Regions from separate parts of the Homo sapiens genome. Here region 2 is linked to region 1. Evidence: chromatin loops called from intact Hi-C (ENCODE). Cell type or tissue: A673. All regions are shown on one strand. Links, peaks and the distances in the headings refer to the core of each region. The heading gives the core; the rest is flanking DNA.

Region 1 (11,478 bases), core at 979-8,978:
CCTGCAATGTAACACTAATAAAGAACAATTTGGAATCAATGAATGAATGAACAAATGAATGAATGTATCTTTGAAAATCAAGGAATTCACAAAGGATAAAAATCAATACCTCTGCTTAAGAACTTATTTTCAAAATAGCTCAATAGCACATTATTTTTGTTTGCTTTTGAGAAAAGTTCCAAATAGACCAAATACTAACACATTAACCATGTGATTTAAAGATGTAATAATAAAATTATCACTTCTTTGAAGTATACTAAACAGGTTAGTACCCCTTATGCAAAATGTTAGGGACGAGAAGTGTTTGGGATTTCAGATTTTGAAATATTTGCTATACTTACCCAGTAGAGCATCTCTCATCCAAAAATCAGAAATCCTGAATGCTTCAACGAGCATTTCCTTTGAGCATCATGTTGGTGCTCAAAAAGTTTTCAATTTTGGTACATTATAGATTTTGAATTTTTGAATTAGGGATGCTCAACCTATTTTTTTGGTAAACTTTGTTTTTCTAATGGCTAAAACATACGTATAAGCATATCTTGCTTTATAAAGCATCTCAATCAAACATCTCAGATGCATTAAAGAACACAAACATTACATGAAGACTCCTTTTGAAATACGAATAATGCCTCTGATTTATTTCCTTTTGAAATTCTGAGTTTCCTCTTCATTATAGGACACCTACAATAAATAATAAGTTATGCCAAGTGATATTACAAAAGAACACTGATTTATTTTACTATTTGTTTTCCCTAAAGGGAAAGAATATCAGAGAAACAGCTAGATTATGTTTACGGCTAAGTTAACTTCGGCTAAGTTAACTTCATCTTATTTGTCTATACTTCATTGTTCTAGTAGCAGTAGGTTGCCTCAATAGCTAACTACCTAACTGCATAGCTTTCTTTTTTTTTTTTTTCTCTTTGAGACGGAGTTTCACTCTTGTTGCCCAGACTGGAGTGCTATGGTGCGATCTCCGCTCACCACAACCTCTTGCTCCTGGGTTCAAGCGATTCTCCCGCCTCAGCCTCCTGAGTAGCTGGGATTACAGGTATGTGCCACCATGCCAGGCTAATTTTGTACTTTTAGTAGAGACAGGGTTTCTCCACATTGGTCAGACTGGTCTCGAACTCCCGACCTCAAGTGATCCACCCGCCTCAGCCTCCCAAAGTGCTGGGATTACAGGCGTGAACCACCGCGCCCAGCCTAACTGCATATCTTTCACACCATATCTTTTTCTTAAGAGCAAAGAAAGAAACAAGAAGCAACTTCATGTATTTGGACAACTTGTACTATGAAGTAGGCATCTACTGTATAGTCTTGATTTATAGTCTTCTTCACAGTAAAACATAAGAAAATCCTAGTTGAGGATCAAGACAAGCTAATCCAATCAGCTTTCCTAAAAGAAATCAAATTGACTTTACACCACCTCCCCAATTCCTGCAAGGATTTCCCAGTGAGTCAGATCCAGAAGCAGAAATGGTTACCAGCGCTACATTTCTATTTTCTTATTTGCAAAGACAGTGAAAATTTTAGTTTTGTTCCCTTGAGGGTTTATTAAATTTACTTTTTCTCTTTGATCACACCCATAACAGTAGATTCAAATCAGTAAATCCACCGATACTTAAGAATAAATCGCAAGATAACAACAAAACAAGCAGAGGTGAACGAACAGAGATGCATGTATGAGGAACAGGAGGCTGTCCTTGTCCTGGGAAGGGCTGGTTACTTAATTTGCAGAGTCTAGCGCAAAGTGAAAATGCAGAATCCACTGTTGAAAAACCAAAAAACTTCAGGATGGCAACAGCAGAGCACTAAACCAACTACAGGGCACTTCTGAGCATGGGGTACTGTGCAACTAACTGCACAGGTCACAGACCCATGAAGCTGGTCCTGGTCCCAGGAGACATTTGCCCTTGGGTTTCACCAAAGCAGTGGCATTGCCTTCTCCTGGAAGTAAATAGGGTCAGCAATGTAGACGTTAAAGACAAATTCAAATAAACTTCTAGTAAATCAAATACACGGAAATGAAATAAAAGCTGCTTGGAGATACAGCTCTGTGGTGGGAGTGAGAGTGGGAGGGAGGTGGGGAGTTGAGACCTATTTGTTATTACATTCCCACTAACTAGCAAAGTGTCTAACACAGAATAGGTACTTAATAAAGGTTGAAATAAAAAACAATGCAAATGACAATCAACTTATCTCATTTTGGGAAGGTAATTCTTCTTCCCTCCAAGGTTGCACTGTTTATTACAGACAGCCATCTTCTCTCATCACATTGTACATTACATTAACCACACAGAATGTTTGAGATTAGATCCCAATGTCAACTGCATCTTAAAATATCTAAAATATCTGGCAGAAATAATTCCATTCTCAATAACCAACATAAAGAGAACAATTTCCCATTCACTAGCTGGAGCTGGCCAGGAGGAGAATTTGCTATTCTCAGCAAATTATATTATCCACAGGGAATTCATGCTTAATCTTAAGACTTGAAGGGAGTCCCTGTATCCCAGCCCACGGGTAGACTTTAAATATCCAGTAAAATGACATTTCAAAATAATAAAAGAACTAAAAGAACTGGAGGAACAAAATAAAGGGTGTTGTAAAAGGAAATGGAAATACTACCATAATTAGAGCTTTTAAAACAGACACTTTAAACACTGGTTGAACACTAACTTGTTTACAACAGCACACAAGGCAGATTGCAGGAGTCTAAGGGGGAAAAGTATTGGTATTTATAAGAAAGAAAATGTGAAGAAAGCTACTGTAAGGTCACTTCCTGAAACCTAGTTTAAGCACACACATGCACACACACAGAGAGACACACACATGCACACACCAAAACACCATTTTAACCCTTATGAAGATATACAGCTTCACTTAGTCTGGCTTTCCCATCAACATGCCATGGGCCCAAATACGTAACTGGAAAAAGGGGACCCCCATCATAGTTTAAAAATGCATTAACCTAACTCCCTTGTCACTCACTTCACACGCTGAAATGCACTTACCCTCTTTCTGGTACCTAAACAGCACAGCTTTAAATGTGGGTATTTATTCTCAGTTGGTTGAAAGACAACCTGTCCACTTGGTTCTTCCCAGACAGGAACTATCTTTAACATTTAAGAATGCTCCATGCAAGCCCATACAGAGATTAAGTATTTTAAAAATCCTCCTGGTGATAACTGCTAGGCAGTTTTACCTGGCTGACTAGAATACCCAGGACTTTGGAAGAACTGGGAGATGTACAATAGATCACTGATCCTAAGAGTAGGGGATACCCATAGCTGCTGAGAAGCACCGAAAACAGACATAGCATCCACCAGATAGAGGGTACTTGGAACAGGTCCTGTGGGCCTGATGTGTCTGCCAGATGTACGACAGTGTACTAAAATCATCCTTGGCAAATGGAATGACCGTGCTGGCTACAGCAGTAGTTGCACTCTGTCAATTCTGTAGAGTGCTCACCATTAATAGGGTGGACAGCCCCACCCAAACAGGCAGGCTACTAAGATGTCCTGGAAAAGTAGGAAATGTTATCTGACCTCATTAGGACAATTAGAAGCTCCTGTGCACTGTGCAACCATAACATTCAACAGTGAGTAATGCAAAGACAAACATGTTTTGGTTAAAAAAAAAAAAACCACAAAATTAAAAATTTTAGAAACCATGCATGCACTCAGCAACTTAGAAGTTTGTAGCCTAAATTCACTCTTCAAAAATTAAGTTTTCTTTTAAAAGTTTTCTCTTTAGTATTGAAGAAATTAAAGAGGGACTTCCATGCTTGAGGAAGACTTGGAAAAACCCCAGACCTAAACTAAAAGCAGTGATCTTGGCCAGCAATTTTCTGGCTTCCCCTTGCTATTATTAAGTATCCTTCTGTTTGAGTAAGAATTTATCCACCTCTCAGAAGCCATCTTTTTTCTTTCCGTGTCCAGAAAAATGTGAAAACCATGTGTTTATAATGAGCCTGTTGCTATGCAAATCATTAAAACACATTACAAAAATCTTTCCTTTGAGTCAGGAGAACATGCTGGGGAAGATGAACTGCTCAAGAGTCCCTTTGCTGGACAGAAAAGCTGGCAAAAAGGAATCTGAGAAGCAAAGCAAAATGGAAAAAATTACAGTGGTCCCATCCCTTGAGTCATTTTAACCAACAGGGGAAAACTAACATTTTCAAAGCCCCAAGGTAATAAATCTTACAGTTTGGGGTTAACAAACTCGGTGGTTCTTAATCTCTTTAAATCCTATGGTTTCATGACTCATCCCCCATCTGTCTACCAGAGTGTGTCCTTCTTTTCACTATTTTCTTTTAACATTTCTATAACAATATCAAGGGATTTCTTCTTTTTTCCTTTTATTTGTAGCCCTGTGTGTATTTTCCTTTTAATATATTTTGTTTTCTCATTCAATTAACACCTTAAAGTAGGGCCTGAGTTATCCATTTCTTATCCAACACAATCATAGTGTCTTGGCAGGTTTCCCTCACTTATGAAGGGACTTGCCCCTCAAAAGCCATATCTAGCAGATGAGACACAGTATGTCAAATTAATGTCAAAAAAAGCAGTGCCTCCTAATTTTCTAATTTAAACCAATTTGGACTTGATAATTTTAATAAAGCCAATCACTTTATTAAACAATTTGCAATCAATGTCACTCTCAAATTTTTGTTGTGTTGTTCTGAATACACTACTGACCTAAAAATTTCCATGGGTGTGATTCTCTGGGGACAACAAATTAAATAAACAGCTTTTAAATGTATTTTCCTTTGACTCCTATGTGTCTTGATATATATATGGGTTCATATACACAGCAAAAAAAAAAGGAAAACCCAACCAGAGTATTAATCTAGACTCTTTGTCCTTGTTCAGAGAGAAGAAATGGCTGGTCATGACTAATGCTATAGAACCTGTTCTCAAACAGAAGTAGCCAAACCATTGCAAACATGTGTTGGATGAAAACAAGTTTGGTTGGCTCCAGACAAAGGCTTATTTTTTTCAGCACAGATGGCTGAATGGTTGCCTCCTCCAACGGGTTGCCCGCAAATGAAAGACAGATTTCTATTTCTAATCTATGCAAATATCTTACTCTGCAGGGCATCACAAAGACTAACTGTTTTGTGTCAGACACTGCAGATCCCAGGTGCTCTCAGAGATGCCAAAGCCCATCTCCACCTGAGATGCCTGGTAACTGGGATAACAGCGGATGACTGGAGAGTTAGTCATTAACCCGCTCCTAATGAATGTTGTTGGGGCCTTCTGTGAAACATTCCTCTGGAATCCTGCCCCACCACCACTGCTTCCCCTTGGCTGAGCTGCCTGGAAGGCAGTTTCAATATTCAGTTCGGACCTCAGATGCTGCTAAAACCTCCCAAGAAGGCTGAGATTCCCAAAGGCTCTTAAGGACTGTAGCATTTTTCACCTTGTGTTGAGCACATCTGTCCATCTCCAACACCACACCGAGAAAACTCAAGCATTTAAAAATGTTATTCTGTCCAAACCAGATCTCCTTTATTCTCTAGTCCATAAGCCTACAACCTACGGCATGTCTTGCTGAATCACACCTGATCGTTGTTGGTGGCCCTCAACCTTCCCAAATAAATGTAATTCCTTTATTCTTTTCTTCCTAACAACTTTTCTTTGATTTCTTACATTTTTTTTTTCTCATGTTCCTCCATATTCCCAGCTTAAATCTTTTACTCACTCTGACACCCCTTGGCACATTCCAGTTTTAGGGCCCCTTGGAGGCAACAAAAATTTCTGCAATGCTGCAAACATACACACATACTCACGCACAGACAAAATGTTGCATGCTAATCCAACTCCTAACTTTCAACATTCTTTGCCATAAAGAGTTGGTTAGACCTGAAATCTACATAATTTAGTTCCAGCGCTTAAATCTAAAAATATCTTTCAAAGTTTAAAATTTTTTGTTAGTTTTTCTGATCAAATGTCAGCAACACAGTTTGCTTCAAAATCCTGTGTTGGAAAACACTTCTTTCCCTCCTTATCAACCTTCATCTGAAATAAACCAGGCTAATTAAGCAAAAAGAAATTCTAAAGAAAAAAGAAAAGTCCTTCCTAAATCCCACAGTTAATAACCACCACTACCAAAACTTTTTACTCTATACCTCCCTCTTTGAAATTTAAATACCTTTTGTTTTAGTCTATGAATGCAAACATTGACAGTCAAACAATGCAGCATTAAGTTTACTTCCTTGGAAAATCTAAAATTGTAAAGAGTTTTAGAGGTTAACTGATTCATTGATTCCTGAGGCTGGGTGAGTGTCAGAAACACCAGAGGAGTACTATTCATTTTCTCTTTTTTGAGATGGAATCTCGCTCTGTCGCCCAGGCTGGAGTGCAGTGGCGCGATCTCGGCTCACTGCAAGCTCCGCCTCCCAGGTTCACGCCATTCTCCTGCCTCAGACTCCCGCGTAGCTGGGACTACAGGTGCCCCCAACCAAGCCGGGCTAATTTTTTTTTTTTTTTTTTGTATTTTTTTAGTAGAGATCGGGTTTCACCATGTTAGCCAGGATGGTCTCGATCTCCTGACCTCGTGATCCGCCCGCCTCGGTCTCCCAAAGTGCTGGGATTACAGGCGTGAGCCACCGTGTGTCAGACACTGCCCGGCCTATTCATTTTAAACAATAACATCCTCTTGATTCTCAGCTCTAGACATTACAACCAGACTTCTGGTACAGCTCTAGAATCATATTTATAAGTGCTCCAGGTAACTATGATACAGCAGGCCCTGGTCTTTTGAGAACCACTGATCTATTCCAACATCCTACCCAATATGGTGGCTCCCTCTACAGGATACCACATGGGCTACCTGGTCCACGTGACAACATTCACAGAGACCAGTGCTCTCACCCTTTTGTAAGTCTTGTTCCATTTTTAGATGGCTTAGTTACTAGAAACTGTATTCCTACATTGAGCCAAATAGTCAAAGTTCTTTGGCTCCTTGGACTTCACTTACTTAGACCCTAATTTTGTGCTCCAGAACTGACAAAGAATTCCCCCTCCTACAACAGTCTGTAAATATCTAAAGGCAGCTACTACTGTGCCCTTGTAAGACTTAATTTTTCTTTTTTTTTTTTTGAGACGGAGTCTCACTCTTTCGCCCAAGCTGGACTGCAGTGGCGCTATCCCGGCTCACTGCAAGCTCCGCCTCTTGGGTTCATGCCATTCTCCTGCCTCAGCCTCCCGAGTAGCTGGGACTACAGGCGCCCACCACCACGCCCGGCTAATTTTTTGTATTTTTAGTAGAGACGGGGTTTCACGGTGTTAGCCAGGATGGTCTCGATCTCCTGACCTCGTGATCCGCCCGCCTCGGCCTCCCAAAGTGCTGGGATTACAGGCGTGAGCCACCGCGCCCGGCCGACTTAATTTTTCTAAGCTTAAACAACCTTTTTCTTTTAACTTCATAAAGCATAACTTCTGAGTCCCTCTTTATTTCAACTGCTCTTTCTCACCAATAGGCCTTACAGGATAGGTCTGTCTAGAGTAACAATACTTCATTTTTCTTACAGACAGAACTTTTTTCAATATACACTAATTTCTAGTCCATGTTTCACCCTCATCACTCATTACCTTGCACTTAATGGCCGAGAGCCAAGAATCAGCAAGTATTTATTAACTTAATGCTGTGTTCCTAGCACCGTGTAAAGTACTCAAGGAGGATTCAAAAGCCAACGGAAATCATCACATTTTGAGGAGTTAATAATTTTTTGTACAGGAAGAACTTGGATATGTGAATCAACTTGAAAACAGGGAGCAATGGTATGCAACAGAGTGCTTTAAATGTCTATCACATGAAAAACTGAACACTAGGTTTTTTGGATCAAGCTGTAAGCTAACTCACGGCCTCTGTTTGCAATTATGCCATCTACTTACAATACCTTTTGATTTAAAAATAAAAATAAAAAAAAAAGGAAAGAACGAAAGTGAAAAAAATAAGCACTTTGGGAGGCCAAGGTAGAAGGATCACCTGAGGCCAGGAGTTCAAGACAGCCTGGGAAATACAGCGAGACTTCATCTCTACAAAATTAGAAGAAAATTTAGCCAGGCTTGGTGGCACATGCCTGTAGTCCCAGCTACTCAGGAGGCTGACGCAGGAGGATTGCGGGAGCCCAGGAGTTTGTGGCTGCAGTGAACTATGATTGTGCCACTGCACTCCAGTGTAAGTGACAGAGCAAGACTCTATCTCAAAATAAATAAATAAATAAATAAATAAATAAAAGCCAAATTAAAGAAAGCAAGCAGAGGCCGGGCGCAGTGGCTCACCCCTGTCATCCTAGCACTTTGGAAGGCCAAGGCGGGCAGATCATTTGAGGTCAGGAGTTCGAGACCAGCCTGGCCAACATGGTGAAACCCCGTCTCTACCATAAATACAAAAATTAGCCAGCCGTGGTGGCAGGCGCCTATAATCCCAGCCACTCGGGAGGCTGAGGCACGAGAATCGCTTGAACCTGGGAGGTGGAGGCTGCAGTAAGCCAAGATCGTGCCACTGCACTCCAGCCTGGGTGACAGAGCAAGACTCCGTCTCAAATTAAAAAAAAAAAAGAAAAAGAAAAAGAAAAAGCAAGCAAGCAGAATATTGCCTTAAAATACACTTAAAAATTTCAAGAGCATCCTTATATCAGAAATTTAAAATCTAAAAACTACACAAAAGTCAGGTAGAATACTCTTCCTTCTTCAAAGCATGTTCCCGCATTGCTTCCCAAGCATTCAGAATGACAAGGTCCGGGTAAAAGGCAAAAAGTAAAGGGTTTATGTGATTCCTTTTCCTACCAGAAATATCCATTTGATGAGGAGACTTCCCAGGTATTTTAATGGAAAACTCTTACCAATAAATGAACTATACCAACATCAAAAAAATGCACTTATTCCATTCACTGAATATGCTTTATGAACTTACACAAATCCCTCACTTTACAGATGAGAGGGGAAAACATCATTTCAAAGGCAGCACACGGTTTCTCCAAGCTAAAGCAGACACTGAGTAGCTGCAATACCTTGTTCTCCTCTTCTACTGATGGCTTCTTGTCTCCTCTTATTTAGTAGGGACAATCATCAAAACTCCTGCTCTCGCAACATTTTCCTCCTTAACTTTACTCCCACTTTTAGTTACCTTTCCAATCTTCAAATTCGAAGTCTGATACCACATTTTGTTTGGGGATATTTTTAGGAAAAGGGTGGACAAAACAGAATTAGGTTTTTGTTTTTGTTTTTGTTGTTTTTGTTTTTGTTTTTGAGACAGGGTCTCAGTCTGTTGCCCAGGCTGGAGTACAGTGGCATGATCACGGCTCACTGCAGCCTTGAACTTCTGGGCTCAAGTGATCTTCCAACCTCAGTGTCCCGAGGAGCTGGAACTAAAAGCACAAAACACCATGTCTAGCTAGTTTTTATATTTTTTTCTTTTTGTAGAGACAGGGTCTTGCTATGCTGCCCAGGCTGGTCTCAAACTCTTGGCCTCAAGCTCTCCTCCCACCTCAGCTTCCCAAAGTGTTGATATTACAGGTATGAGACACCACGCCTGGCCAGGTCATTAATTTTTTATTAAATTCTTGCATGCCTATTTTACCCACAGTCTCCGATGAATATTTCCACGCTGCTAGAGATGAAATTCTGCCTGGCTCAGGATCCCTACTACCTTACCAGCATTACAGAAAACTGCTGGGGTTAGCTACATGGATTCAACCAAAACTCTAAAGCTGCAAAGCAATGAGTAAACAACCCCCAACTATTTTACCCTCTCCCCCACCACACACCCGCACCCACACCCACACACCCCTAAATCTACCAGCTCATCTACTTCATTGGAAGCTTCACAGTTAGTCAACACCCTTATATGGCACACAGGGGGAAAATGCACCTACCTTGTGGCCTCTTGCTGAAGCCATGACACATTTGGCACATAGAACATGACTCCAAAGAAAAGCAAAGGCTCATTAGCGAATTTGTCCAGATGTTTCTTCAGAGGTTTCTCCAGCTCCACCCATCGTGCTTGCTGGCTCTTGCTGAGAAACCAAAGGCCAAAGTAGTGCGTCTAGATAAAAGGGTAAAATAGCATCAGTTCATGCTCACCACAAGCATCCCAAGGCCACACAAGAAACGAGACTCCAGCATGCTGCATCCCACCCTGGGTTCCCCAGCCCATATATAAGATCCAGCTTTGACATATAACTTTGGGACTAATCAAAAGAAACCACAACCACACACTACTGTAACATACATGGAGTATCCAGATGCAGTATCCCTACTCATTACTACTGTTTGTGCTTGCAGATACCAAAGCGCCCATGTGAGGTAAGGGGAGTCGCGCAGGGAAGGGATAGTGCTGACTTTTCCCCTGATATCTGAAGACTGCCTTTTCTGTGTGCCTTCTGCATGCTTCATGATCTCACATGGAGCACACTGGCAAAGACCAACACCGCTCCTGCACCTGCTGCAATGTAACTTATTACTCAATTCCTAAGACAAAACCGCCTGCCAACTGAAAGCTTCTGCACTGTAGAATATTTTCATACAGTACCAGATTTTAACGGAGAATTTATTCACTCTTTTCGTGTGCTTTAAAAAGTATCATCCTCTTCCACTTTATTATACACGAACTGCAGCAAATCTCTCCCCATATCAAGCTTTGAGAGAGGAAGGATCGCCTCCTCACAGCTGCTGCAGGAGCCCCTGGTGGCTGTTCTTGGCAGATTATGGTGGGATTTGTTAGATGAAAGTGAGATTTTCGCCCTTAGACTTGAAGCCTAAACCAGTTTAGTTTTGAACAACATGCTAAATGATTAAAACAGGTACTTTTATGCACCCAATCCCATCTTTTATATTAATTCATGCTAGGATTTCAGGATTAGCACAACAATCACCAAAAAATAGATCACTGCTTTTGAAGATTCTTTTATATCTCAATTATAGCCTAGAATGGTTTACAGCACACCTGGAAATCTGCCTTCAAAAGAATGTTTTCATTACAATGTTCAATTTCCAAAGGCATTCTTATGCTGATGTTCCCACTCCAGCTGGCTGCCCCCTCAACATTATACAGATCAATCCCTGCCACAACCCCACCAAAATCTCTCATGAAGCTATGACTCTGACTTTACTAGAAAACCAGACGTGCCCTTGCCTATATAAAGCTGCAGACCCAGATGCTTTAAAGATATTTTAAATGGATTTACTTTGAGATGGGGGTAATGATTTGATTAGCTTTCTCCCATGATGTTCCAAAGGACAAGTTCACATCAGAAATCTATGCATTTCTTGAGCAACAAAATGCCAACCAGAGCCAAGGTTATATTTCTATCAACTTAGACAAACTTACTTGGATGAATTCTGACCCTATTATTCATTTCCTAGCTCCACTGAGTCCATTAGTTGTTCCAACCTGAGTGATGACATAGAGGAAATGAAATGTGGCTGAATAGAAAGAAAACAGACTTGGAGGTCAGTCCATCTCCCA
Region 2 (11,478 bases), core at 1,877-9,876, 53 kb after region 1:
CTCTCTCCCGTCCTTAGTGCCTTCCTTTTCCTCTTCTCTCTTTCTTTCTCTTTTTTTTTCTTTTGAGACAGAGTCTCGCACTGTCGCCCAGGCTGGAGTGCAGTGGCGCGATCTCAGCTCACTGCAAGCTCCGCCTCCCAGGTTCACGCCATTCTCCTGCCTCAGCCTCCAGAGTAGCTGGGACTACAGGCGCCCAGCTAATTTTTTGTGTTTTTAGTAGAGACAGGGTTTCACCATGTTAGCCAGGATGGTATCTCTCGATCTCCTGACCTTGTGATCCGCCCGCCTTGGCTTCCCAAAGTGCTGGGATTACAGGTGTGAGCCACAGCACCCGGCCCCTCCTCTCTCTTTCTTACCTCACTCCTTGTACCAGTCATCTTGTTGTCAGCCCTATCACACAGGCTAATGTTCCCCAAGCTTAGAGAGGTTGGCGATTCCTGCCATATAAGAATACACTTTAATGCTTTTTGGTCAAAATAGGAACAAGCCCTGGATGTACTTCTTTTTACCCTGCCAAGTTAGCCAACTTTAACTTTATGCTCTGTTGTGGTGCATTGTTATTGTGTTGCCTTGTCATCTAACATTAAGCTCTTTTTTTGCAAGGGTAGAAAGAGATGACACGGAATTGGTCATATAAATGAAGCTTTACATGAACAAAGCAGGGAGAACTAAAGCTAACAAAATGTTTGGACGTCTAAAGGAAGAGTGGCCTCTCCTGATGTTTCTAAGACTGAGTTACCACTACACTACTGAATGGAAGGGAGAGAAGGGGGAAGGGCAGTTGTGTTCCTTGACAATATTCAAGGAAAAGGAAGACCAAAGTATAATTAGAAACACTGACCACGTGTCATCTTCACCACAAGTGAACCTGAGGGAAGGAGATGCCTGAAAGACCTGGAATTCTTCTTGCTTGACTCATGAAACTCAACAGGTCTTAGAGATGACTGCACAATAAAATCACTTTGGACCTAGAAGCAACTGTCTGAGAACTGGGACCAGCATTAGTGGTGAGATGTATTTTCTCCTCTCTCAGCATCATCCCAGAAAGGGACACACAGAGTTACTCATTAAGGTGAAAAAATCTAAAGACACTATACTAGTGAAAAGCTTGGGATCTGAAGAAAGAGCACTGAATTTCAATACTATGTTTGAATTTCAGCCAACTGTAAAATCTTTGGCATACTATTTAAACTCTCTGAGCGTTGGTTCCCTCATCTGTAAGATGAAAACAGTAACTACATGTCACGGCGTCAGTGAAAAGATTAAATAAGATAATGTATATAAAGCACTATCAGAGTCCCTGGCCCAGATAACAATGCCTAATAATTACCTATTACTGTAGCTATTACAAGTAGGGGGACAGTGGTTTAAAAATCAACACTGAAGGAATAAAAAGGACATGTGAAAGATGACACCAAAACCAAAATTTAATTCAAATCTTCTGAAGCAAACTAAGTACCATTAAGGAGAGGAATAACAATTGGTCAGAAAATCTGCAGTAATTCAAGAGTCTAAAAAAATAGTGTTCCAATTAATCCACTCCAGGAGAAAAGGTACTTAGACAAGACTGACATTATCAAATTAAGATGGGGGAGGAAAAGTGCTTTTCAGAACAGTTATCATGTGCTATTTTATTTTTTTTATTTATTTATTTATTTATTTATTTATTTATTTATTTATTTACTTCGCAACGGAAATTCGCTCTTGTTGCCCAGGCTGGAGTGCAATGGTGCGATCTCAGCTCACCGCAACCTCCGCCTCCCTGGTTCAAGCGATGCTCCTGCCTCAGCCTCCCGAGTAGCTGGGATTACAGGCACACGCCACCATGCCCAGCTAATTTTGTATTTTTAGTAGAGACAGGGTTTCACCATGTTGGTCAGGCTGGTCTCGAACTCCCGACCTCTGGTGATCCGCCCTGCCTCGGCCTCCCAAAGTGCTGGGATTACAGACATGAGCCACCACACTCGGCCTCATGTGTTATTTTAATACATTTTTCATACCCACAGATAAACAACACTTCATGTTTCTTTTCTAAACAAAAAAAAACTCTCCTGGCATTCTTGGTCCTGAGCTTATAATTTGCTCAGTAATTTTCCATTTCAGTTTTGTGCTCACAGATTTAGAAACGTACTTCATTTCCTAACAAAAATACTTTTGCTCTGCAGTATTTATTGCTTCTGCATAACTAGATCCCAGTGAACAGGTGAGAGAGGTACCCAAGAGGAAATGTGGAATAATAGTGTGCAAAGTGTTCTAGAGCAGAAGGTCACACTGCGGAACATACTTTATAACTGTAACAGGATACGGCTTAGCCCAGTGTTAGGCTTAGCCCAGCTCTGTCAAGGGGAGTTCAGCCAAGGTCCTCAGGGGCAAGGAATTCTAGTTATACTGCACACTGACCTCACTCATGACCCATACCAACTCACTGAAACCCCTCGGGGAAAATGAGTTACTAGTACCTGCCCTGCTCCCCAAACTTCCAATGGAATAGCAAATTGTGGGTTTTCTGTTTCTTGTTTTCAGCAGCACCTTTATTTTCAAATGAAATATTACAGATAAAAGCAGAACTGATTTGATGATACCTGTATATTCTTTTTAAACACTCCTTACCCCCTACCCAAGTGCTGGGATCCCTAAGGGACCAGAGAACACTATTAGAAACTAAATGACAGCTGGAGAGAGATTTTTAAAGTCCTAAAGAACAATTTATCCATAATCTGAATTTCTATGATTCAGTTTTAACTTAATATCTAATTTGATCTATATTCCACAGAACTGCTTTGGTAAGTTATAAAAATCCTATATAAAAATATATCAATTTTCATGATTAAACTACAAAGGAAAAGAAATAAAGTTCAATCATTCCTTCAGTCTAGCTCAGTCTTTGTAAGAAAACAAAATCATAAAAGTGCTAGAAAAAAAACATAAGAAAATACATTTTTAAATTGGAGGGTCTTTGTAAATAAGATCCAAAACTGAGAGACCATACAGATTTTATTAAATAAATTAAAACTCCTGTATGGCTCAAGACAACAAGAAATAAGTTAGCAAACAACAACCTGGTCTCCAGAAATTGAGCTCTATTGGGGCAGCGGTGGGGGGTCGGGGGGAAGAAATAAAGAAAGAAAACAACAACCTGGAGGAAAATACTTGCAACATATGTAACAGACAAAAAAAGTTAGTATCAAAGAAATCTCAATAATCGATCAGAAACTAGAAAAATGGAAAATTTATAGCTGAAAGACACACAGCTAAGAAGCATATGAAGACATTCAACCTCACCATCAGGAAAATGTAAATTAAACATGCACAAGAGGCAATGTTTTTAATCTATCAAGTTAAAAAAATTAAAGAGATCATTTTCAGAGCTGATGAGGATAGTGAGGCTATTTATTGGCATACACACAGGTAAAACATTTTTAAGCAGAAATTTGGCATTATCCATCAAAATTTAAGTGTGTATAGCATTTAGCCCAGTCATTCCACTTTTAATCTATGCTACAAGCTTCTACATACATCTATGAAAAAGGATGTCACTTTTGCATTATTTATAATACAGAAAACATGATATCACTGGAAGCCTATGGGACCTGGTGCAAAGGTACAAAACATTTATAAGAACTAGAATGATCTATACTTACTCCTGAGACAGGCAGCTTACCATATATTACCGAGTGGCAAAAGCAAATGCAGCATTATGCATAGTATAATTTTGTTTCTAATTTCTTTTTTCAAAACTTTCTCTACATTTCATATTATGTATATATACATGCATAGGAAAAGTTCTGTGAGGAAACAGCCCAAGCCATCAGCTATTCTTAGGGGGAAAAAAAAGGAAAATATAAAACTATATCAGCATGTTGCTGTCAATTTCATTAGAAACACACACGAGAGAGAGAGAGAAACACAATGAGAGAGAAAAGGACAAAAGAAATGATGGCCATGAGTACTCATAGCTGATAGGGTTCTGGGTGATTTTTATTTTCTGCTTTATAAAATGTTTTATATTTCTTATATTTTCTATAATGATCATTATTACTTTTATATTCAGAAAAATAATACAAGTTATGCTTAAAATATTATAACAAAGTACTGGGGGAAGTATTTCTTATTTAAAACTAAGAAAACAGTATCTACTGAATGTTATTGTTTCTGTCCCTAGAGCTAGATAAAAATCACAGGGCAAAGCCAAGAGTTAAGCTCCTCCTTGCTCTTTCCCTTCTAACGCTGTGAGTCTCCTAACATGGCACACAAACATGATACTGTAGAGATTCATTCTAATAAAAGCATATCACTGAGTACAGGCTCTGCTATCCCAGGTCAATAAGAGCTGGAATAATTGTGGAAGGTTTCATGGAAGAAGGCAAGACTCAGTTGGATCTTAAATAATTCAGAGGGATGTAAGAGAGAAAGGGCAAGAAACTAAAAGTTCCTCAGATTACCTTATTATCCATATTTTTTCAACCTAATAGCTCTCAATGTTTGAAAACTGCCACATAAACTTACCTAGCCTCCAAAAAGAGAATCAAATATGATTACTCAATAATATATGGAAACATATCCAAATATGCATATATACTTAACATATTATTCTAAAGATGCATATTTAAAAATTCTCAATTTCCCATCCACAAGAAAATGTGTTCAAAGCCAATAGTCTACACGGCACCACAATATATTGCTGATAATTTGGTATAATTTCCATGGCAAACAATTTGGCCATATAAATTAAAATTTAAAATACCCATATGCCCATACCCTTTAAAATTTTTTTTTCCTGCGAGATCCTTGTTCTGATTTAAGAGATAGGGTCTCACTCTGTTGCCCAAGCTGGAGTACAGTGGTGTGATCATAGCTTATAACAGCCTTGACCTCCTGGACTCAAGTCATCCTCCCACTTCAGCCTCCTGAAAAGCTACGACTACAGGTATGCGCCACCACCCTTGGCTAATTTTTTTATTTTATAGAGACAGTCTCACTATGTTGTCCAGGCTGGCCTCAAACTCCCAGACTCAAGCCATCCTCCCACCTCTGCCTCCCAAAGTACTGGGATAAGAGATAGTAGCCATCACACCTGGCGGCCCACACCCTTTGACCTAGCATTACACTAACAGGAGTTTATTCTAAGACTCATACTTGTGTGAGAAAATTCTTCGTTCACTGCAAAATCTGGAAGCAACCTAGAAACTGCACCACAGAGAGGTTATGTGGACAGTCTGTGCACGTAACAGAAAAAAATGAATGAGGAGGCTCGCTATATACTAGAATTAATGCCTGTCAAAATAAGAGACCATAGTGATATAGAACCCTAGAGAGACTGATCAGTAGAATGAGTGTGTGGAAAAAGAGGGTAGGCATATATATATATATATGCTGGTATACATACAAAATATCTCTGAAGAATATATAAATAACTATCAACTATTGGCCTCTGGAAGGTGGACCAGGAGGCTGCCGAGCAGGAGTGAAATGAAAACTTCTTACTGTATGCCAAAAAGATTTGTACTTTTAAAATTTGCATCATGTTCATCTTTCAGCCATTCAAACAAAAACAAACATAATTTAATTTTAACACATTGTATCTCTTCCCTCAAAAGAAAACTTCAAAGCTAACACTTTACATGGTAAAACTATCCATTTATGTGAATTCAGAAAGTTTGCCAGAGTTCACGTAACTGCAGTTTTTTAAATGGTTAGGCTATCAAATGAATGCTCCATAAATTTGTTATATTATTTCTAATTTAAGCATTCATTTTTTTTTAGATTGCCTAGGAGACAACTCTTAAAAAGAAAATAATACTCAGTTTTATGTCTCAAATACAGAAAGCCTCTTCACATTACAGGAAACTCAACTTCAAAAGCCATTACATTTCCTACAGGAACTCTTACCCTCGTGACACTTCTGTGCCAGCAGGCTTGAGGAGGGGAAAGGACAAATGGTTCTACCTTCCAGAGCGTTTCAGTAACACTCTTGAAGCAACATCATCTAGAATGAGAAAATGTCACACATTGTCCGCAAATGTCCACAAATGTGGGACATTTTCTCATTCTAGATGATGGATCATGATTCCAGTTTACGGCATTTTTGCTTTATATTTTATTCTAATGTATCAATAAGGATATGACCAAGAATCAAAGTTTCCAGAAAAATATTCCCCCAAATATGTAAGACATACCCACATGGGTCCATATTCTTGTATTTGTGGCAATTGTCAAAGACACCGGAAAAATAATCTTAGCAGCCTGGGACAAAGGCAGACTCTGGACACAAACTCTTAATTAGAAGGAGCCAGAGATCTACCCCCTTCCCTTCCTAAATAAGCTGCAATCTCAACAACATCCCATGTCAACTCAAACTTTGTTTAAACACCCAGATTTTCCTAGTTCTTTGGATTCAACTCTCTACTTGAGAGGCTTCTTATAATCAGATCCATCTTTCCGGCAACAAAGAAAGCCACCAACACCCTCCTCCTTCAACTTGGTGAACTGACAGCTCTTTTATGGTTCCAAATACAAGTGGCTTGAGGCATCGGCTCACTGAGTGAAGTGCTGAGATTTCTCTCAAGGACAACCTCCTAATGTTTCAGAACCACTGAGGGACAGACAGAAACAATCAATTCACCACAGGTTTCACCAGATTTTAACCGATATAAGGCACCTTGGCTCTCACAGAAGGGGAAAAGGGGATAATCTGTTACATCCTATCTAAGGTCTTCATTAAAAAAGAAAAAAAAAATTATTGAAAGAAATCTGAAGCCAGCAAATGACTGCCCTGACTACCCTGGAATGACAACATCTGTGGGGCATGTGGAGCCTCAGGTCCCTCATCATTAACATGAAGAAAAGGCAGATTAGCTTGGAAGGATGGCTGTGAGCATTAGAGGAAAGGTTTAAAAACATCTGGTCCTTCGTAATTATTCATTACTGCTAGAAACTATGTAAAACACTAACAATGAAAAGATTCACCATGCCCAAGAGCAGCTTGAGAAAACTAAATATAGCAAAGATAAAAATGTATTCTTCATTGATAGGCTGTACAATTTTAAGGCAACACCAAAGTTCAAGGAATAATGTGATAAATAGCGCAATTCGTCTCATGGAGCTGGGTAAAATGCCAAATTCGTCTTTTCATATTTTAATAATGTTACAGTGTGACTGTTATTAAGCCATGTGAGAGCTGGTTAAACACAGAAAACTTAATCCATGAAAACAGAGTAAGTATTCTTTTTTTTTGGAGACGGAGTTTCGCTCTTTTCGCCCAGACTGCAGTCCAGTGGCACTCTCAACTCAGTGCAACCTCCGCCTCCCAGGTTCAAGTGATTCTCCTGCCTCAGCCTCCCGAGTGGCTGGGACTACAGGTGCCCACCACCACACCCTGCTAATTTTTTGTATTTTTTAGTAGAGACGGGGCTTCGTGATGTTGGGCAGGCTGGTCTTGAACTCCTGACCTCAAGTGATCCACCCTCCTCAGCCTCCCAAAGTGCTGGGATTACAGGCATGAATGACCACGCCCAGCCCAAAACAGAGTAAGTATTCTATGAACAATTAGGCTATAAATTCCTTCAGAGGTAACCCTATGCCTCTCTTTTTCCTGTTGAACTCCCACCTAACACTGGGCCTGGAATAATAAACAATATTTAGTGGCTCAATAAACACTAATTAAGGAAATGAATTGGGATCACCAGGCGTAGTATAGAGAAAAACCAAGTTAAATCCATTTTTCATGGCACATAACTTCAAAAGTTATTTTTTAGGCCAGGTGCAGTGGCTCACGCCTGTAATCCCAGCACTTTGGGAGGCCAAGGCCGGCGGATCACAAGTTCAGGAGATCCAGACCATCCTGGCTAACACGGTGAAACCCCGTCTCTATAAAAAATACAAAAAATTAGCCAGGCATGGTGGTGGGCGCCTGTAGTCCCAGCTACTGGGGAGGCTGAAGCAGGAGAATGGCATGAACTCAGGAGGCGGAGCTTGCAGTGAGCCGAGACTGTGCCACTGCCCTCCAGCCTGGGCGACGGTGCAAGGCTCTGTCTCAAAAAAAAAAAAAAAAAAAAAAAAGGTTATTTTTCAAACCACTTTATAAGGTGTGATTGACATACAAAAAGTTGCATATATTTAATGCATAGAACTGAATTTGGGAGCTCTCATAAAGATTTTTCATCCCTGGAGGGTTGTTAAATAGGTGCTTCTAAGGGGGGAAGAGGGCTGGACCCCCTATTCCACCATCCTACTGATGGCGGTAGGGTCATTTTGAAAAAGTTTTACCATGATAATTAAGAGCCTGAGATTAACAGAGAGAGATCTGTGTTCAACCCAACTCTGTTCTTTACTAGCCAAACAATGATGTGCATTTTATAAACCTGTTTTCCTATATGCAAAATAGCTTCATTGTCCTATAATACAATACAGCTCAGAGTGGTAAACAAGAAAAACATATGCAAATAGTGTGCAACACACAGCAGGTCTTGAAAAATATTTGTAATATTCATTCAACTTATTTTTTATTTATTTATTTTTAGAGACAGGATCTCACTATGTTGCCCAGGCTGGTCTCATACTCCCGGTATCAAGTAACCCTCCCACCTCAGCCTCCCAAAGTGCTGGGATTACAGGCAGGAGCCACTGTGCGAGGCCAACTAAACAGTTTTAGCATTTAAACGTTACGAAAAAATGTTGAAGACTTGGAACAAATGATCAAAATAAAGACAGAGTGATTTAGTTGTGTAAAAAAGTGTTCCATAATAAAATATAGCGCAATAATGTTAAAAATAACAATATCACAGAAAAAAATAGGGAAAACATAAATGAAACTGTGTTATCCTTATGTCAATTATTTGCATAGGATGTATTCAGGCTTCCCTCAGTTTTTGCAGAAGATCTTAGAAAAATTAAGTGAAAAGTTGCTCAAATCTGTCATTTTAAAAACCTATTAGTATTGATTATTGAAAATATATATTACCAGCCTAACTCTACAAAAGTTGACAAAGTATCTCTAAAGGAAATTCCAACCAAAAGGATAAGATCCAATTAAATGAGAGATTCAGAGTTTTAAATTCACACTGTGAAAATTATACTAGCATACACTTGGAGAAACATGTCACTACAAGCAAATTTAAATACAATTTTTGTTAAAAATAAGCAATAACAATAATAAAATGGCAAACACTATACAGTATTTATTATGAAAGGCACTATTCTAAGTACTTTACAGGAACTCATTAAATCTTCAAAACTAATATCTAATGACATGTAAGAGATAATCTGTCCTAAGTATATGTGAGTATTGAAGATGAAGTAGGAAAGACGTTGACTTCTTTTTTAGATATGGCATCTTTGACACAGCTCAGTAATCAGAAGGACTGAATCTTAGAAGAGACTGAAGCCAGAATTTAACGGCAGCTGCCTCGCTTCCATTTTTATGTCTAATATGTAGACGTACATTTGTAAGACAAAATAAACATTTAAAATAGAGTTTAAGAAACAGAAAACTCAAAATTGGCATTCTATTTTCACTTCAAATCTCGGTACAGAATTATTACATTTCAGTCAGCTCTCCTCAGGTTCATTCTTCCCTTTCCTCTCTCAAAGCAAAGTGCAGCACTGTCATATGTGGTCTTGTGATCCCACTAGTGTGATGTTGGTCAATAAACAATTAGTCGGTGTAATTCGGTAAAATCCTATGATGTACTTAGCTGCAGGAAGAACACACACTAATGTCAGCAATGTTGTGAGTCATTTTATTTTATCTGCATATAAAGTGTTTGTATGCGTTCAGCAGCAAACACACCCGACATCACCTACTTCAATAAGGTTTGCCTTATGGCTTTTTGTTTATTTATTTTAGATCAAAGGTGAGTCTCTGAGCTTCCACAGTAAGGACAAGCCTAGAGCAAATGATGCTTCTTGGGACTCTCATCATTTTGTACATAGGGCTTTCTTGTGATGGAGAAGTGTGAGAAATAGTCAGGAAACTTGGGTGCCTTCCTCAAACACACCTCTTCTGTAGAACCAGAGAATGGTCATAGGAATGCTGCGAATAATGTCACCACTTTCCCATTCCTCCCCAACTAGTAATGAGAATGTGGAAAACTCAGCTTAAAACTAAAGAAAAATCTTTCAATTTACATTATAGAACATTGAACAACTGCCGCTGCCTCTCCGTTAGCCCTACCTCTGCGAAGACCTTTATATTACACTCGAGGAGTCAGAAATACCATAGGAAGGCGACCCACAGTCAATCACCACATAGCCAGATAGGAAACCTTTTAGCCATGGTTGCATCCAAGCACATGGCAAGCACCGGGCAATGGGCAGCTGCCTCAAACACACCATTCCTGAGAACAGACTCAGCATCAGGTACTTCTGATGCATTATTCTCTCCTGATCTTACAGCAAAGCCCTGGAAGCCTGTGCTCTTCCTGTCGCACCAAAACTGCCTTCTGCCCTCAATCATTTTCCCGTAGCTGTCATGTCCAACTTGACGCAAGCAAATGGCAGGCACCCAGGAACGGGGCTCTTAGGACCACAATGTCCACAGAGGTGATGTCCCAGCCCCATCTCTGAATGACAAGAGTAGCACACCCATTAGCCATGAAATCGTACTAAGACACTTCCACCAAATTAAATTATTTCCAAGGCACCACCCTGCTAGGCCCTGGGGAAATGATGGTGAATGAGGCAAGGCACCAGCCTGAATGAGCTTAATCGAGGGGAGACCAATCCCAGGATAAGGGCTGGGTACAGAATGCTGGGGAATTTTCCTGCAGGAGGTAAGGTAACATACTGAATCTGCAGACAAGTAGGACTGGCTTGGACTAGGAAAAAGGAACTACCTTAGAGTAACAGGAAAGACTTGGTACTTACTGCATAAAGAGGGTGAAGGAAAATGAGTTTAGGTTGATCCAAACCCCCAGTGTGTTTAACTTCATCAGAGGTGACACCCTCACCAAGGTAGGGAATATAGGAGAAAAGATAGGTTTAAGGAAAAAGTAGATGAATTCTGTCTAAGAATTCTCTGTTTAAGATACTTGTGGCCAGTCTCATGGAAAGATCCTGACAAGCAGTTGAAATTTGGGGGCCCCCAACGAGAGGTCTGAGTTAAATATGAGTTCATTGTGGCGGTCATGTGAACAAACCCAGCTGTGAATACCCGCCAGGGAAAAAAAAAAAAGTGTGACAGGAGGACATGGGATCCAATGCTAGATGACACCTGACACCTACATTCAATGGGTGACCAGCAGGAGGAGAACCTTCAACAAACAGTGAAAGGGAACACCCAGGGAAGCAGGAGAAACATCTCGAGCAGGGGACTACCCGAGATGGTAACGCTTCAAGGAGAAGGATCTGGTCAATGTCCAATTCCAAAGGGAGGTCAGATAAGGACTGAAAAACATTCACCATGGCCAACAGGAGATGGCTGGTCCCTTCGGGGGGGTGGGGTGGTCAGTGCCCACACAGTGGTGGAGCTGCCAGCTGCGA

What was found. A loop is a pair of places that touch in the nucleus more often than their neighbours do. Peaks named below come from ENCODE experiments on the same cell type or tissue, not always from the same donor. Only the 100,000 strongest peaks of a DNase experiment are listed, where the experiment ranks them.
Region 2: a loop joins it to region 1, with 4 times the contacts of the local background. A loop is called at or near these places in 10 of 110 quality-filtered maps.

What each region holds. Positions count from the first base shown.
Region 1 is chr1:214,441,919-214,453,396 of GRCh38, forward strand. It overlaps PTPN14 (protein tyrosine phosphatase non-receptor type 14), which reads right to left. Exons shown (of 19, transcript NM_005401.5): 3 at 9,887-10,056. Among named protein-coding and RNA genes, the nearest start is that of PTPN14, 100 kb to the right of the region's middle. RefSeq lists enhancers at 4,520-5,206, 8,288-8,787. In A673, for the core only: no CTCF peak of the experiment used is centred there; DNase peaks (open chromatin) are centred at 4,143, 5,013 and 5,273; H3K4me3 peaks cover 1,581 bases; H3K27ac peaks cover 6,073 bases.
Region 2 is chr1:214,494,025-214,505,502 of GRCh38, forward strand. The region is part of intron 1 of PTPN14 (protein tyrosine phosphatase non-receptor type 14); the gene reads right to left. Among named protein-coding and RNA genes, the nearest start is that of PTPN14, 52 kb to the right of the region's middle. RefSeq lists an enhancer at 10,980-11,478. In A673, for the core only: no CTCF peak of the experiment used is centred there; a DNase peak (open chromatin) is centred at 6,797; H3K4me3 peaks cover 879 bases; H3K27ac peaks cover 2,349 bases.